Linked DNA regions of Homo sapiens: region 2 is linked to region 1. The links are chromatin loops, found by intact Hi-C in ENCODE. Cell type or tissue: IMR-90. All regions are shown on one strand. Links, peaks and the distances in the headings refer to the core of each region. The heading gives the core; the rest is flanking DNA. Region 1 has its middle 100 kb from the start of MIR744. Region 2 has its middle 150 kb from the start of MIR744.

The links. A loop is a pair of places that touch in the nucleus more often than their neighbours do. Peaks named below come from ENCODE experiments on the same cell type or tissue, not always from the same donor. Only the 100,000 strongest peaks of a DNase experiment are listed, where the experiment ranks them.
Region 2: it touches region 1 in a loop (6-fold over the local background); 4 of 110 quality-filtered maps call a loop at or near these places.

The regions. Positions count from the first base shown.
Region 1 is chr17:12,177,635-12,185,970 of GRCh38, reverse strand. No RefSeq gene overlaps it. Among named protein-coding and RNA genes, the nearest start is that of MIR744, 100 kb to the right of the region's middle. In IMR-90, for the core only: a CTCF peak has its summit at 5,100 (motif pointing left); a DNase peak (open chromatin) is centred at 5,090.
Region 2 is chr17:12,227,623-12,235,958 of GRCh38, reverse strand. No RefSeq gene overlaps it. Among named protein-coding and RNA genes, the nearest start is that of MIR744, 150 kb to the right of the region's middle. In IMR-90, for the core only: no CTCF peak of the experiment used is centred there; a DNase peak (open chromatin) is centred at 4,448; H3K27ac peaks cover 574 bases.

The DNA.
Region 1 (8,336 bases), core at 268-8,267:
CATCTATAGAACCCTCCTCCATCCAGCTACAGCAGAATACATGTTCTTCACAAATGCACATAGAACATTATCCAGAATAGACCATATGGTAGCCCATAAAACACGCTTCATTAAATATAAGAAAATTGAAATCATATAAAGCATGTTTTCTGAACACAGTGGAATGAAATTAGACATCAATAACATAAGGAGACAGAAAACGCCTAAGTACACGGAAAATAAACAACACTATTAAATGGCTAATGAGTCAAAGGAGAAACCATGCAAATTAGAAAATAGTTCAGGGTGAATAAAAACAAAAACATGACATATCAAAACTTATGTGACATAACTAAAGCCAGGCTTAAAGGGAAATTGTAACTGTAAATGCCTATATTCATAAAGAAGAAAAATACCAGATCAATAAGCTAAGCCTCCACCTTAAGAAGGAGAAAAAGAAGATCAAACCAAACTCAAAGCAAGCAGATACGAAGATATAATAAATATTAGAGCCCAATCAAATCAAATAAAGACAAAAAACAGCAGAGAAAGATCAATGAGACAAAAGTTCGCCCTTTAGAAGTTCAACAAAATTGACAAACCTTTAACTAGACTGACTTTAAAAAAGGAGAAAAGACTTGAATTAGTAGAGTCAGGAATAAAAGAAACAACATTACCAATGACATTACCAAAATAAAATGGATTATAGGTGAATATTATGAACAATGTATGCCAACAAATTCGATCATTTCAATGAGATAGACAAACTCCTAGAAAGATACAAGCTATAAAAACTGACACAAAAAGAAATGGTAAATACGAGTAGACCTATAACAGGTAAAGAGATAGAATTAGTGATCAAAAAAAGTTCTCAAAAGGAAAAGTTTATGACAAGGTTATTTCACTGCTGAATTCAACCAAATAATTAAAGAATTAATATCAATACAGTTTTATTATCACCCATCTCCTTTGTACTGTTATTGTCAAATATATTATATTTCTATATGTTATAGACCCAAGAATACAAATACAAATACACACACACACACACACACACACACACACACACACAGAGACACTCTTCCAAAAAATAGGAATAGGAAACACTTCCCAATTTATTCAATGAGATCAGTGTTATCCTAATACCAAAACCAGACAAAACATGACAGGAAAAGAAAGCAATCTATCAATGTACCTTATAAATTGCTTACAAAAATCTCCCTCCCAAAAAGTACTATCAAATCAAACCTAGCAATGTATAAAAGTTATTATACACCATGATCAAGTGAGATTTATCCCCACAATGCAAGTTGGCATAGCATCCAAATTCAATTAGGATAATACATCACATTAATAAAACATAGGACAAAAGTACATGATTATCTCCATAGATACATGTGATATTGTGATATAATAAGGAACGTATATTTGGTTTTCATCTCCTGTTCCTAGCACAGAGCTCCTAAAATCCTTGGAATTTCCTTAGTGATAAGAGTAAAAATAAAGCTTTGCTATTTATAATAAGCCCCTTTCAACTATACCTGAATTGATGCTAATCAGGAGACCCTCGGAGGAGCAGAGCTGGTTGCTAGAGGAACCAACCACGTGATTAGAGGGTTGGAACTTTTAGCCCCAACTGTAGCCTCTGGGGAGGGAAGTGGGGGTGAAAATTTGACCTCATCTTCAGTGGCCAATAATTAACCAATCATGCCTATGTCATGAAGCCTCCATATAAACTTTTTTTTTTTTTTTTTTTGAGACAGAGTCTTGCTCTGTCACCCAGGCTGGAGGGCAGTGGCATGATCTTGGACCACTGCAACCTCCGCCTCCCAGGTTGAAGCGATTCTCCTGCCTCAGCCTCCCAAGTAGCTAGGATTAAAGGTGCCCACCACCACATCTGGCTAATTTTTGTATTTTTAGTAGAGACGGGTTTCGCCATGTTGGCCAGGCTGGTCTCAAACTCCTGACCTCAGGTGATCCGCCCGCCTCGGCCTCCCAAAGTGCTGGGATTACAGGCGTGAGCCACGGCACCCAGCCCATGTTTTCCATGGTAGGTGAAATAGGCAAAGATGAATACTTTAAACATAGCTGTGGTAATAGTAACACAAAAGACCAAAGTAATAGTAAGAAAACCTCCATGAGGCCGGGTGCAGTGGCTCACGCCTGTAATCCCAGCACTTTGGGAGGCTGAGGTGGGCAGATCACCTGAGGTCAGGAGTTTGAGACCAGCCTGGCCAACATGGCAAAACCCCGTCTCTACTAAAAATACAAAAATTAGCTGGGCATGGTGGTGCGTGCCTGTAGTCCCAACTACAGGCTGAAGCAAGGAGAATCGCTTGAACCCAGGAGGCGGAGTTCACAGTGAGCCGAGATCCCGCCACTGTACTTCAGCCTGGGCGACAGAGAGAAACTCTGTCTCAAAAAACAAAACAAAACAAAACTTTAAATGATGAGGTTTGGAAAGCTTCCAGGTAAGTGAGCACAGAAAGGTGTGGGAGGGTGGCCTTCATAAAGAGGGCACAGTGGCTCCACACTCCTTCCCACAAACCTCACCCTGTGCATTTCTTCCATTTGTCTGTTCCTGAGTAGGCTTTCTAGTAAACCAGTAAATGTAAGTGAAGCACCCTCCTTAGTTCTGTGACTCATTCTATCAAAATTATTAAACATGAGGAGGGGATTATGGGAACTCTCAATTTCTAGCTCGTTGGTCAGACGTCTGAGTGACAACCTGGGCTTGAGACTGGCATCTGAATTGGGGACAGTCTTGTGGAGGCGATCCCTTAACCTGTGGGGGTCTGTGCTAACTTTGAGTAATCAGTGTCATCATTGAACTGTAGGACACCTGTTGATACCTGGAGCATTGGAGAATGGCTTAGTGTAGGAAAACCTCCACATATTTGGTGTCAGAAACGTGAGTGTAGAAGACACAGTTTTTTCTTTTAACACAGAAAAAGCATACGACAAAATCAAATGCTTTCATGATAAAAATACTAAACAAACTAGGGATAAAGTCAACCTAATAAAGGACATCTAAAAACCCACAGCTCCTGGCCGGGCGTGGTGGCTCATGCCTGTAATCCCAGCACTTTGGGAGGCCAAGTTGGACGGATCTCCTGAGGTCAGGAGTTCAAGACCAGCCTGGCCAACATGGTGAAACCCCGTCTCTACTAAAAAATACCAAAATTGGCCAGGCGTGGTGGCACACACCTGTAATCCCAGCTACTCAGGAGGCTGAGGCAGGGAGAACTGCTTGAACCTGGGAGGCGGAGGTCGCATGAGCCGAGATCACACCACTGCCCTCCAGGGATGTCCACTCTAGCCATTTCTACTTAATATTTTACCAGAAGTTCTAGCCAAGGCAACTAGACAAGAAAAGAAATACAGTCATGGATCACATAGCAACGTTTCAGTCAACAACAGGCCGCATGTATAACAGGCCCATGTCCTGACTCGTAGATGGCCATCTTTTTGCCATGTCCTAACACAGCAGAAGGGGCCAGGGATCTTCCCAAGGTCTCTTTGATAAGGGCACTAATCCCATTATGAGGGCTCCATTCTTATAACCTAATTTCCTATTAAAGCCTCTACCTAGTCATATTATTATGTTGGAGATTAGGATTTTAATATCTGAATTTGGAGGACACACAAACATTCAGACCATAGCAGATGCCATTGCAGGCTTTTGAGCAGGAGGCTGCCTGATACTATTAAGATTTTTTTTTTCTTTTTGAGACAGAGTCTCTTGATGGCTTATTAGAATTCTTTTTGTGTGTGTGACAGGGTCTCACTCTTTTGCCCAGGCTGGAGTACAGTGGGGAGATCTCGGCTCACTGCAACCTCCACCTTCCAGGTTCAAGCGATTCTCCTTGCCTCAGCTTCCCAAGTAGCTGGGATTACAGGCGCCTGCCACCACACCTGACTAATTTTTTTTTTTTTTTTTTTTTGTATTTTTAGTAGAGACAGGGTTTCACTATGTTGGCCAGGCTGGTCTCGAACTCCTGACTTTGTGATCCGCCCACCTCAGCCTCCCAAAGTGCTGGAATTACTACAGGCATGAGCCACCGTGCCCGGCCCTATTAAGATTTTTAACAGCGTCACTCTGCCACTGTGCAGGGAAGACAAGGTTAGATCAGGAGAGACCAGTTAAGAGGCTGTTGCAGTAACCATCGTAAGATGGTGGTGGGAGCGGTGGAGGCAGCAAGAAGTGGGTGGATCCTGGATTCATTCTGAATCGAGAGCCAAATGTTTGATGCTGAATGTAATGTGGAGTAGGAGAGAAAGCAGAGGTTTAGGGAAACACAAAGGTTTTGGCTGAGTAAACGGATAACAGAGTTGCCATTACCTGAAATGGGAAAATCTGTTGCAGGAGCAAGTACCAGAGAAGATAGGAACTTGGCTTTAAATATCGAGAACATGAGATGTCTCATAGGCTTCCAAGTGGAAATGTTGCATAAGAAGTTAGATAAATAAGCTAGAAGTTCAGGGGAGAGATCCAGATTGCCAATATAAATTTGAGAATTTTTCTCTTACAGGTGCCACTGAAAGCTTTGAAATCGAATGTGATCATCAACCGAGTATGTACGTGTGCGTGTGTGTGTGTGTCCTTATTTCAACGTGTAAGTAAGTTTCTTAAAAACAATGCCTGTTTGCCTGTGTTTCATAAGAACTCTATATACAACAAGGCAACAAATGTCATGATATGTATTACCCGTGTCTGTTACCCTGCTACTTGTTAAGCACAGGCCTCAACAAAATAAAAAAGCACAACACAAGTTCATCAGCAGAGAATTTGAGAACGGCAGGATTATTTTAAATTCTACACAGACACACAGCAAACCAAGTCTAGCTGTGCTTGGAAGCTAGTAGGCATTTAACTACACTTGATTTTTATTCAGTAATTTGTCAATGAATTGGGAAAGATGGTCTCTAGCCTTCACACGACCAGTTATTTGTATGACTATGAACAAATCATTTCTCCTCTCTGAACCTTTGTTTCTTTGTATGTAAAAGTAAGCGAGTGGAATTAGATAACCCTTAACTCTCCCTCTCTTAATAGTCAGCAACAAAAATCTTTTCTAAAATAAACCTTTCCTGAAACCTGCTCGTTTTACAGCTGTATGGCTCCCCCAAGTGGCCAATGAGATGAATGTAACTGAAATGAATGCCTTGTGTTTTATGCAGTGGTTATTAATAATTGAGTTCATTTATTGATCGTTCATCACGTGTCAGACACTGTAGTAAGCATTTCGGGTGCATTTTCTCATTAAATTCTCACCAGAACACTATAAGACAGTTACTGTGTGTATATCCTCATCTGTAAGAAATTGAGACATAGGATTCCACATAGCAACAGGAAATGACGATCCGGGATTGAAACCTAGGCAGTCTAAATCCAGAATGTAAACTCTTAACAACTATGCTCTCCAGTATAAGTCACTGTTCAGGGGTAAGAATGGATGAACATCCAAGGCTGGAGAAGCTTTTGGGGTATTGGCCCTTGACTTGGAGAGGTTATGAATGGCTACCTGCCTGTGGAGAGACTTGGCTGGCTGTCTTCTCACTTCCTGACGTCAGAAAGGATTTCAGAAGCCAATCGAGGTCCCCTTGAAAAGCCACTGCTATCCATGCTGTCCAGGCCCCCAGTGCTATAGGAAAGAAGGCAGGCTTCTAAAATCCATCAGGACTGGAAGAAGTATCTTCTACTCAGGCAGTTTCCTTAGATCAACGTCTTCAATAGCACAGTTAGAAACTGAATAGAAATTGACTTGCCTTGCTTTGCTTGTTTGCCTTCAGGTAGTTTAGGGGAGGCTTTTGGTTTTAAGATTTAGTAAAGTCGTATGTTTACTGCGGCACTATTCACAAAGACTTGGAACCAACCCAAATGCCAACAATGATAGACTGGATTAAGAAAATGTGGCACATATACACCATGGAATACTATGCAGCCATAAAAAATGATGAGTTCATGTCCTTTGTAGGGACATGGATGAAGCTGGAAACCATCATTCTCAGCAAACTATCACAAGGACAAAAAAACAAACACCACATGTTCTCACTCATAGGTGGGAATTGAACAATGAGAACACACGGACACAGGAAGGGGAACATCACACACCAGGGACTGTTGTGGGGTGGGGGAGGGGGAGGGATAGCATTAGGAGATATACCTAATGCTAAATGACGAGTTAATGGGTGCAGCACACCAACATGGCACATGTATACATATGTAACAAACCTGCATGTTGTGCACATGTACCCTAAAACTTAAAGTATAATAATAATAAAATTTTAAAAAAAAGATTTAGTTAAGTGACCAAGATAAGCAACTAACAATTAGCTGAGCCTGTGGAATCCAGGTTTTCTGGACCCGTATCCCATTCTTTTTCCTCTTTCACCTGCAATTTTAAAAACAATTTTTAACTTCAGTAAAATTTACCCTTTCCGCTGTACATTTCTATGAGATTTGACAAAGCATAGCCATTTCTTCAACTTTTGACTTCTTTCCCCAATCCACCCACTATAGTTAACTTTTCAGCACCCTCAGGGAGTGTGGCCTCTTGTATTCTGCCTGGAGTTTTTAGTTGTTGTTAATGGGAGAGATAGTTGAGGTGGGCTTACTGCATCTCTGCCAGCCCCGGAGCCCTCTAGATAGTTTTAACATTTTGGAAAGAACAATCTGTTTGTATAGTAGTTGGGCTTAGTATGTAAGGAAGAGAGAACTTTCCTTACTGGCTGGGGAGCAGGTCATGGATTGGTCCATGAAGGGGTCCCAAGGAGAAGGAAACAGGAACCCGAGCCAGGTAGCCCCGGGGCTCAGACGGAACCTTCAGGGATGCTCAGATCTAAGGCCTTCAGCAAAGGTTGCCTGGGCAGTTGAAGGAATTTCACTCTATGCCTCCAGGCCTGAAGTCTGTCCGTTTCTCTTCCTACACGAATGGGCTTTCCTTTCTATGAACATTCTCTACCGTGTAGCTTCTGCTCACAAATGGCTTCTGTTCCCTTGGAATTTGACTTATGTGTGACTTATACATCATGCTTCCCCTCCTCAGGGGCTCCGTAATTCTGTTTTCTTTCAGCCTCAGTTCCCACCGTCACCTGCTTATCTCAATATTTCCCAGTTCAAATTATTGACAAAGAATAAATAATTTGTCCACTCATCGTTTTCCATCAGCCCTGTCATAGCCTCGCCTATGGCTCAATTAATTCTCCATGGTCCAATAAGTTATAACCAGCCGGAGAGGGTAGAAGGTATTGTCACCTGTTACTCTGTGGCGGCCTGAGGTTGTTCCTGTCATCGCCCTATCTAGAATAATTAGAACTGCCAAGGTTCTTCCTCTACTATTTTTGTTGTTGTTGTTGTTCTCTAACAGCTTTTTTCTCATAATTTTTTATTGTGGTAAAATACGCATATCATGAAATTCACATATATTTAAGTGTACAGTTCAGTGATATTAAATACACAGGCGAGGCCGGGTGTGGTGGCTCACTCCTGTAATCCCAGCACTTTGGGAGGCTGAAGTGGGAGGATGGCTTGAGCCCAGGAGTTTGAGACTAGCCTGAGCGACATAGGGAGACTTTATCGCTACAAAAAATTTAAAAATTAGTTAGATGTGGTGGTGTGTGCCCGTAGTCCCAGCTGCTTGGGAAGCTGAAGTGGGAGGATCACTTGAGCCCAGAAGGTCGAGGCTGCAGTGAGCAGTGGTTGCGACAGCGCCACTGCACTCCAGACTGAGCCACAGAGGGACACCTTGTGTATAAACAAACAAACAGGCATACCTCAGAGATATTGTGGGTTTGGTTCCAGACAACCACAATAAAGCCAAGCCAATGTTGCAATAAAGTGAGCCCTACAAATTTTTTGGTTTTCCAGTGCATGTAAAAGTTTTGTTTACAGATTCTGGTTTTTTTTAGACAGTTTCACTCTTGTTGCTCAGGCTGGAGTGCAATGGCGCGATCTTGGCTCACTGCGACCTCCCCCTCCCAGGTTCAAGGGATTCTCCTGCCTCAGCCTCCCAAGTAGTTGGGATTATAGGCGTGCACTACCATGCCAGCTAATTTTGTATTTTTAGCAGAGGCAGGGTTTCACCATGTTGGCCAGGCTGGTCTCAAACTCCTGACCTCAGATGATCCACCCACCTCGGCCTCCTGAAATGCTGGGATTACAGGCCTGAGCCACTGGGCCCAGCCTGTTTACAGATTCTGACGGTGCAATTGTTGTCTAGCTAGGGAGACAGATCCCTGGCGCTTCCTACTCCTTCATCTTCTCAGACTTCTCCTCTCTAGAATCTTTTAAAAATTTTTACTGTGAAATATTTCAGATAAATAAGCATATATAAAAGATACATGTACGGTTTTTC
Region 2 (8,336 bases), core at 226-8,225, 50 kb before region 1:
TCAGTGGATATTAACCAGTTTTGCATATATTAGAAAATTGATTTTAGTATTTGATTGACTATGTGTGTGTGCATTCTTTGAGTTCTCCTTTGAACTGGTTTAATCATCTTACTGGTCTTCTCATTAACAGTTAACTGAAATATTTTATATATATTAATTTTATGTTTCTATGGCAGTTGTGATATTTACCTTTCTAAAAAAATGTTGTCTTTTAATGCAGCCTATTATGCTCAGATCAATGATCAGCAGGAGTACCTAAGTTTGGGTATTTGAAGGAAGCCTACCTTGCCATAAAAGGCTGAGTTGTACAGTTGGGAGAACTAAACCCCACACTCTGAAGTCCTGGTTTCAGCAAAGATTCTCATGGCTAAGAAACATGCGAAACTATCAAACGTCAAAGGACCACTTTAGTTTGAACAACAGGTACTTCGACAGTAATAAGCATAGACCAAAAGCCATAGAGGCCTTGCCAACACTCTGCTCTGTGCTAGGCCTTCGGAACATTGAGAAGTCCCTGAGTATGGTAGAGGGAATGGGGCAGATGAGAGAGCCCCAATTCTGTCTGAGATGGAACCTCTGCCCCCCAGGAGGGAGGAGGCTCAGTGTTGATTTTAATTTGAGTTGGTGGAATAGTAATCACACCTGCTACATTGGCCTTTGGGAAGTAAATGGAAAAGATTTACGCTGTGGGTGGATTTACAGATTTTGAACATGCCCCCCATTGAAGGGTTGGGGTCTTTTCATTTCAGCCTGACTTTAAGGTAGACTCTCTATCCCTATCTTGTTCTGTCCTTTTGACCATCCCCATATATTTTGGCTCTTCTTTCCATCCAATTTTTCTCTCTTAAGGTGTAATAATAGAATCTGTATACAGTGTTCAGGTGTCGATTTAAGATGTAGCTGTTTGTTTTATTAACAAAACCCTTTGCAACAACCCTTTGTTAACTGCCCAAATTAACAATAGACTACAAGCTCGGGTCACAATAAACAACGACTTCAGAGTCCTTTAACTAAACTGTAACTTGAAGCACCATGCTCTTCATCATAGGCACGCAACTCGATAGTTCACTCTAAAGGAATTAGAGTGAGTTCATCCATATTAAAAACAACTTTTTCTGCTACCATTTATTCTCATTAAGTTTGCACTTATCTACCTAAAAGAGATGACTTTTTTCTTTTTGGGTTTTTTTTGTTTTTTTTTTCCGAGATGGTGTTTCACTCTTGTCGCCCAAGCTGGAGTGCAATGGTACAATCTCGGCTCACCGCAACCTCCGCCTCCTGGGTTCAAGTGATTCTCCTGCCTCAGCCTCCCCAGTAGCTGAGGTTACAGGCACCTGCCACCATGCCCAGCTAAATTTTTTTTTATATTTTTAGTAGAGACGAGGTTTCACCATGTTGGCCAGGCTGGTCTCGAACTCCTGGGTCTCAAGTGATCCGCCCGCCTCAGCCTCCCAAAGTGCTGGGATTACAAGCATGAGCCACCACGCCCAGCCAAGAGATGACTTTCATATCAAAATGTGATCACTGTGGATTTTCTCCTACAGATGGTATATCATGACACTTCGTAAGACTTGCTTTGGCAACACCCCCAAAAGTTCCACGCTGAATAGCGTCCATCCCTTCCCTTCATAGCTACAAGCCATTCCCTATCTCACCTAAAACAGCCTCTGTTAACCCTAAAAATTTCAAAGATGACTTGAGTGTCAAATTAGATATTTTTAATTGTACTGCCGTATAATTTGCACCCATATGTAAAAGGCTTAAGCGTCAATTTGACTTTCACACGCCCTTCTACTATTTTCAAAAACTCTCATAAGTGTTACACAATGTCCTTTTTGGATTAGTGCCTCTCCCTCAATTGTTGGTTTATTATAAGGGAGGTGACTCGGTTCTTCATCATGGGCTCTGTCAGCGTACTAGGATTTGCAAGTCACTCTCACTGGCTGTAAGTACTCGGTAAGGTCCCTGGGTCACTTTTCATCAATAGGGCTCATAGTTGAAACCTATGAGCACTGGACCAGCAATAATGAGATGAAGAAGAGGGACCATTTTTCTATTAGTGCTCCCTTTATTTTCTAGGGAACATCTAGACTTTGGCATGGCCATCATAAGCCCTAGGGACTTAGTCCTACTCTTGGGCGATGTGGCTTAAAAAATGGGAGGCTGTCAAGTGTGGTGGTTAAGATGACAGCCTCTATAGCATGGATTCAGAAGCTGCCTCCACCATTTAGTAGGTATATGATACTGAGCAATCTCCCTAGCCTCTCTCAGCTTCAGCTTCCTCTGATGGAGTGAGGGCTTTGGATGCTAGCAGAGTCCAGACTTGATGGGACTAGCAGTAGGGAGTCACTTGAGGTCCTGAAACGAGAATGTAATCTGTAAAATGGGAGAATGCTACGTGCCAACCTCATAGTTTCTCAGATAATTAAATGAGTTCAAATATGTAAAGCTTTTAAACCACGGCTTGACACACAGTTAACGCTGTAATAAAAATTTTTTTGATTCTATATGAACTGCCGTACTACCCAATACCTCCAACTTTTTCATTTGCCATGACTTTCTTCTAACAGAGACAGGCAAATCTAGCAAGAAGTCTTCTCATAGGCTATGTCTCTAAGACACAGAAACCACTTCCCAATTAAGTGAAAAAAAAAAAAATCTGTGGCCAAAACATTGACTGATTGAAGTTTTCACTTTTCAATCGGCTGTTGTCAGCAAATCCTTGTTAATGAGTTGTGATAGCAAGGCTAATGCTGTAGACAGCAAAGTGGAGCCCCCAGCTCAGAGCCTTTTGTACAGTGTCCATATATAACTTAAACGGTCAATTATGCCTCTGAAATTATTTGGAAGAGTCTCCCTTTTCTTTTTTTTCTTTTTTGAGATTGGATCTTTCTTTGTCGCACAGGCTGGAGTACAGTGGTGCAATCTCCACTCACTGCAACCTCCACCTCCCAGACTCAAGCGATCCTCCCACCTCAGCCTCCCAAGTAGCTGGGATTACAGGCGGTGCATCACCATGCCAGGCTAAATTTTGTATTTTTTGTAGAGACAGGGTTTCGCCATGTTTCCCAAGCTGGTCTTGAACTCCTGAGCTCAGGCGATCCGCCTGCCTTGGCCTCCCAAATTGCTGAGATTATAGGCATGAGCCACCGCACCCAGTCTCTTTTTTCATGACTGCAAATCTTTTGACAGATTTTCCTTCATTCCTTAGTCAATACTGTTTCAAACTAGCCTTTCCACAACTGCCAAAAGAACCTTCCACAATCATTACATTCTCATTTCGGGACCTCGAGTGACTCCCTACTGCTAGTCTCATCAAGTCTGGATTCTGCTAGCATCCAAAACCTTCATTCCATCAGCCTCTCTTCACCACTCCAGAGTCATCTCTCGTTCTTCTTCAACTCACTTTTTCTTCTCCAACCAACTTCTCTGCTCCTCCCTCCCTCTAGGATGCTTTCTGTGACATCCTTAGCCCCCAGACTCTTCTTCTCCTCTCTACAAATCCTTTTGTCCTTTTGTCTTTGACCCAAACCAAGCACAGACCACAAGCAACAAATCTTCCAGCAAGGACTGTAGGCTGGAAGTAGGCAGGAGGAACAGATGGCAAGCAGATATGCCAGACTTCAGTGTTAAGAATAAAGCAGCAGGATTTCAGGCCACACAGTGAGGGTCAGTGTCCTGAGAGCTGGGACCAAGAAGGAAACAGAAAAGGATGCTTCAGCATTGACCTGGGAAGCACAAAGTTGAGTGATCATCATCTGGCCCTGAGGTGGAGGATTTTGCCTCTTTTTCCTGTGGAAGGGTATTCTGATTGAGAACCAGATGATGGGTGATAAGTCATACACTGAGATCATGCAGAGTTGGATCTTTATAATCCAATAAAATATCCCCTTTGCCTACTAACTGTTTCTTTTCTGTGTGCACAGAGCACTTTGTTTACTTTGCTAGTTCATTTTATCGTACTAGAATACATGGCATTTTTGCCTGTACTTGGCTGTGATTTCCTTGAGGAAAGAGACTGCTTTTTTGCTTATTTGGTTTTACCAAGGAAAAATCCATTTAGCTGCAAATGATGGAAAATGTGGTTACAGTGGTTTAAAAAAGTAGATGTTAATTTTCATCACTTAATAAGAGGTCTGGAGGTAGGCTATCTGGTGAAGTTACTCGAACATAGCCTTAGAGACCTGGGTTCTTTCTTTTTACCTCCTTTAGCACATTGACCTTTGTCCTTAGGCTGTGACCTCAAGGTCACAAAATGGTTGCTGTATCTCCAAGCGTCGTAACCAGCTTCCAGGTCAAAGGGACCTTTCTTTTTCTTTTCTGTTTTTTTCCTTTATTGGTCAGAAAAGCAAGAAAGTGTTCATTTATATCCCATTAGCCAGAACTAGGGATCAGGGCCATTCCCAGACCAATTGCTAGCCAAGGGGAATGAGACAACTAGTTGTGACACACAGCACAAGGTTCCTCAGCCATGACTCAGAGCCAGCTTTGCCAAACAATAACTCTGAATTTCACCTTTAGGGAGAAGAGCCTGCCCTTTCTGAGATCAAAGCATCTCCATAGCTATGCGTCCAACACAATAGCTAACATTTGTAAGTACTTACTAAATGTCAGACGCTGTTCTTAAGCAGTTACATGAATTCTCATTTAATCCTCAGAACAATCCTATGAAGTAGGAACTGTTATTCATCCTATTTTACAGATGAACAAACAAATGGAGGTGCAGACACATGAAGTAACTGGCCAAGATTACACAACTAATAGGTGACAGAACCAAGAACAGAACCCAGGCCTACTGGCCATCAAGTCTGTGTTTCTATCTGCTGTGTTCCCCAGCTGCTCATCTCTCTCCTATGCCACACAGGGTTAGTAAAGTCAGTTGAATGAATGAATAACTGAATCAATGAATGCACCTTCCTCCAGAAGGAGCCCTGAGCTGCTAGGGGCTTCCAGTGCTGTTTGAAATCACTGTTCTTCATCCATCTTCTTAATGAGGTCAAAGTGTTGTTATATGTACAGGATTTATTGCAGTTCATTGTGCTCTTGGGGCAAAAAAAAAAAAAAAAGTCTGAATTTTTTTCTGGGTTTCCTGCCTAACAGAAACTAAGAAAAAGAAGTCTGCAGAAGTCTGAGCTTTATCAGCAGACTGAAGTAAAACAACTGTACATACATGTGAGTCTCGGGCCAAAAAATGAACAAAATGCAAAGCATGTCCAGACTTCAGCTAAATCCTTGAAAATTCTAGTAGCATGTCCCAGCCTCATTAAGAAAGGAGGGGAGAGACACTACAGGGTCATCACAGATCAGAGAGCTGGGCTGTAGATACTGTCCCAGCACAGGATGAACTCCAAGGCTGCAGCTGCAAGATGCCAGACTTCCAAAGGACAATTGAGCAATTCTGCCAAACATTTCAATATTTTGTCTACCCGGTGCAAACATCTAGACTGTGAATAAGCGATTGAATTGTTCTGGTTTCATATGGAGATTTGGCACCACTGCAGATGTAGCTACAGGCCTCCTAAGAACTTTCAGAAAGCACTGAGATTCTGCCTCTAAGTGGAGACCAAGACAAGGTTACATAGCCATCGTTTGGTTTGCTAAATAGTTTTAATGTGAATTTCATCTCTCACAGGGTTGCCAGACCTAGAAAATAAAAATGGAGGATGCCCAGTTCAGTCTGAATTTCAGATAAACAGCAAATAAATGTTTAGTGTAAGTACATCCCAAAAAGCCTTTGCTGACCTGGGCATCCTGTATTTTACCTAGCAGCCCTCGTCTTTTGGGACACATAAACCCAGTTACATTTATGTCACTCTGCTCTAGCCCCAGCCATAAAGATGAGGCAAGTTCTCCTTTCCTTGTGTTCTCAGCCACGCACAAGTGAGAAGAGCACCTTGAGTGGCTATCAGGGGACTGGAGCTTTGTCCCAGACCAGCCACTAATGAGTTGTATGAGCGTAGACAAATCATTTTCATGGTCTCATCTATAAACTAGAGGCTGAAATTCTGAAAGTACATAATTCTTCTATCACGTCCCTCTGAACCACACCGGGGGCTGACCAATGACAGGTGCATGGCCACATTTAACCCTCGCCACAGCCCTAGCACAGTGCACACCAGCAAGTGAGGAGCCTGGAAAGTCATGAGGTCTCCAGGGTCCAGCCACTGTTAACGGTGATGCTGTAATTTGCCTTTGTATTGTATGAAAGTGGAAATCCAGATACTCACAGCTAAGCCAGGCTAAATTCCACTTCAGTGTAAATGATTTTCTACATGATGACACAAGAATGAAGGCAATTAGGGGAGGAGGCAAGTTCCCCTCTTGGAGAGCCTTGTGAGTCTCACAGGCCACCTGGCCCTGAGCAAAGGAGAAGCAGCAACTTCCGATGTCGGCTAACAGAGAAGCAAGGAAGGCGCCAAGCCAGCGATGAGGCCAGACCACACACCAGGCACTATCGTCTAGGAAATGTTGGAAGGGCTACTTCTCCTCCCTGTCCTCACAAGCTGTTGCCTCCCCCTGCCATTGCCTCACACCAACTCAAGACTGTGCCTCTTCTCATTTTCTCTTTTCTCTGTCTAGCTCCTTGGAGCTGCTAGAATGAAGTGTTAGGAACATCCTCTCACTTTGAATGTCCCAAGAGCTCAGCCTCCCTCCTGGCAACTGAGCACACTCCTGAGCTGTAGGAAGACTCTCAGGAACCTCTGGTATTCAGAGACTTTTCAGAGTTTGCAAAACCCAGATTTCAGTTCTCACAAAGGTCATAAGAGGTTGATTCCATTGTGAGTATGGTGCGGTCCTCTCTCCATTTAAAGGTGTGAGAGCAACATGGTTAGAAAGTAGCAAAGCCATGACTCCCAGACAAGTGTTCAGATTCTATGACCACTGTACCTTATGGATGCTAACTTGTCTACATGACAAGTTATGACTTGAGTATAGGACAATATTCTGTGACTGTCATGGTTAATTTTATGATGTGTCAACTTGACTGGGCTAAGGGATGATAAAACAGTATTTCTCAATGTATTTGTCAGGGTGATTCTGGAAGAGATTAACATTTGAACCAGTGGAGCGCATAAACAAGATCCATCCTCACCCATGCAGGTTAGCACCACCCAATCCACTGAGGGCCCATCGAACTCACAGAGGGCCCATTCACCCACTGAGGGCTCATCCAATCCACTGAGAACCCATTCAACCCACTGTGGGCCCATGCAATCCACCGAGGGCCCATCCAGCCCATTGAGGGCCCATCCAATCCACTGCAGGCCCATCCAATCCATTGAGGGCCTATCTAATTCACTGTAGGCCCATCCAACCCACTGAGGGCCCACCCAATCCACTGAGGGCCCAAATAGATCACAAAGACAGAGACAGGGCAAATTCTTGCCATGTCTGCTGGGACATCCAGCTTCTGCCTTCCTGGCTCTCGAGCCTTTGGGCTCGGACTGGGACTCAAACCACTGCACCACCCGATTCTCAGGCCTTCAGACTCAGACTGAACATTACACCACTGGATTCTCTGGTTCTCCAGCTTGCTGATGGCAGATTGTGGGACTCCTCAGCCTCCATAACCAAGTGAGCCAATTTCTACAATAAATCTCCTCTCACACAGAGATATCTGTAGATACAGCCATATCTATAGATAGAGTTAGAGACATATCTATAGATAGATAGATAAAGATATAGATATAGATGTTGTTTCTCTGGAGAATCTTAATATGTGACTGACATGTATATAGGCAAATGACAACACAACAGGAAACCATCAAAACGGGGTATTACCTGTAGCACTCCTCAACAGCCGAGCTAGGGAGGTTTTTTACAAGGATTCAGAGTTGACTGTGGTTTGGCCTGCACTCTCATTCAAACATAGTGAGAACCAGCTAAAACAAACAGGGAGTGGAGACAACCCTGTTAGAATTACACTCACTCTGGGCAACTGCGTTTCTAAAAATAATTTTAAGTTCTTGTCATCCAACTGGAGACAGGAAAATACTCCATTATTCAAGTCCCACAATTTTTTGCTGGGAAAGGAGCGCGCAATGAGAATAGTTATTAACTTCAGGAAGTAGAAAGCAAAATGCAGCTTAGAACACATTTGTTTGTTAAATAAAGACTGGACATAAACTCAGATCTTGCAGCTAAAACTATGGTCCTTCGTGTATGGAAAGAGCGCCTGAGAAATGCTCTGTGCCCTGATAAGGAAGTGTAAGAGGCCCACCTCTGGGGGCTGGAGATTAACTGTAAGAGTTAAGTGAGGAGGAGCCGGCTATTCTGGGAGTCAGATAACAGCAGTATTTTCGATTTTCTTTCAGTCTGGGCAGCAGCCATTCCTC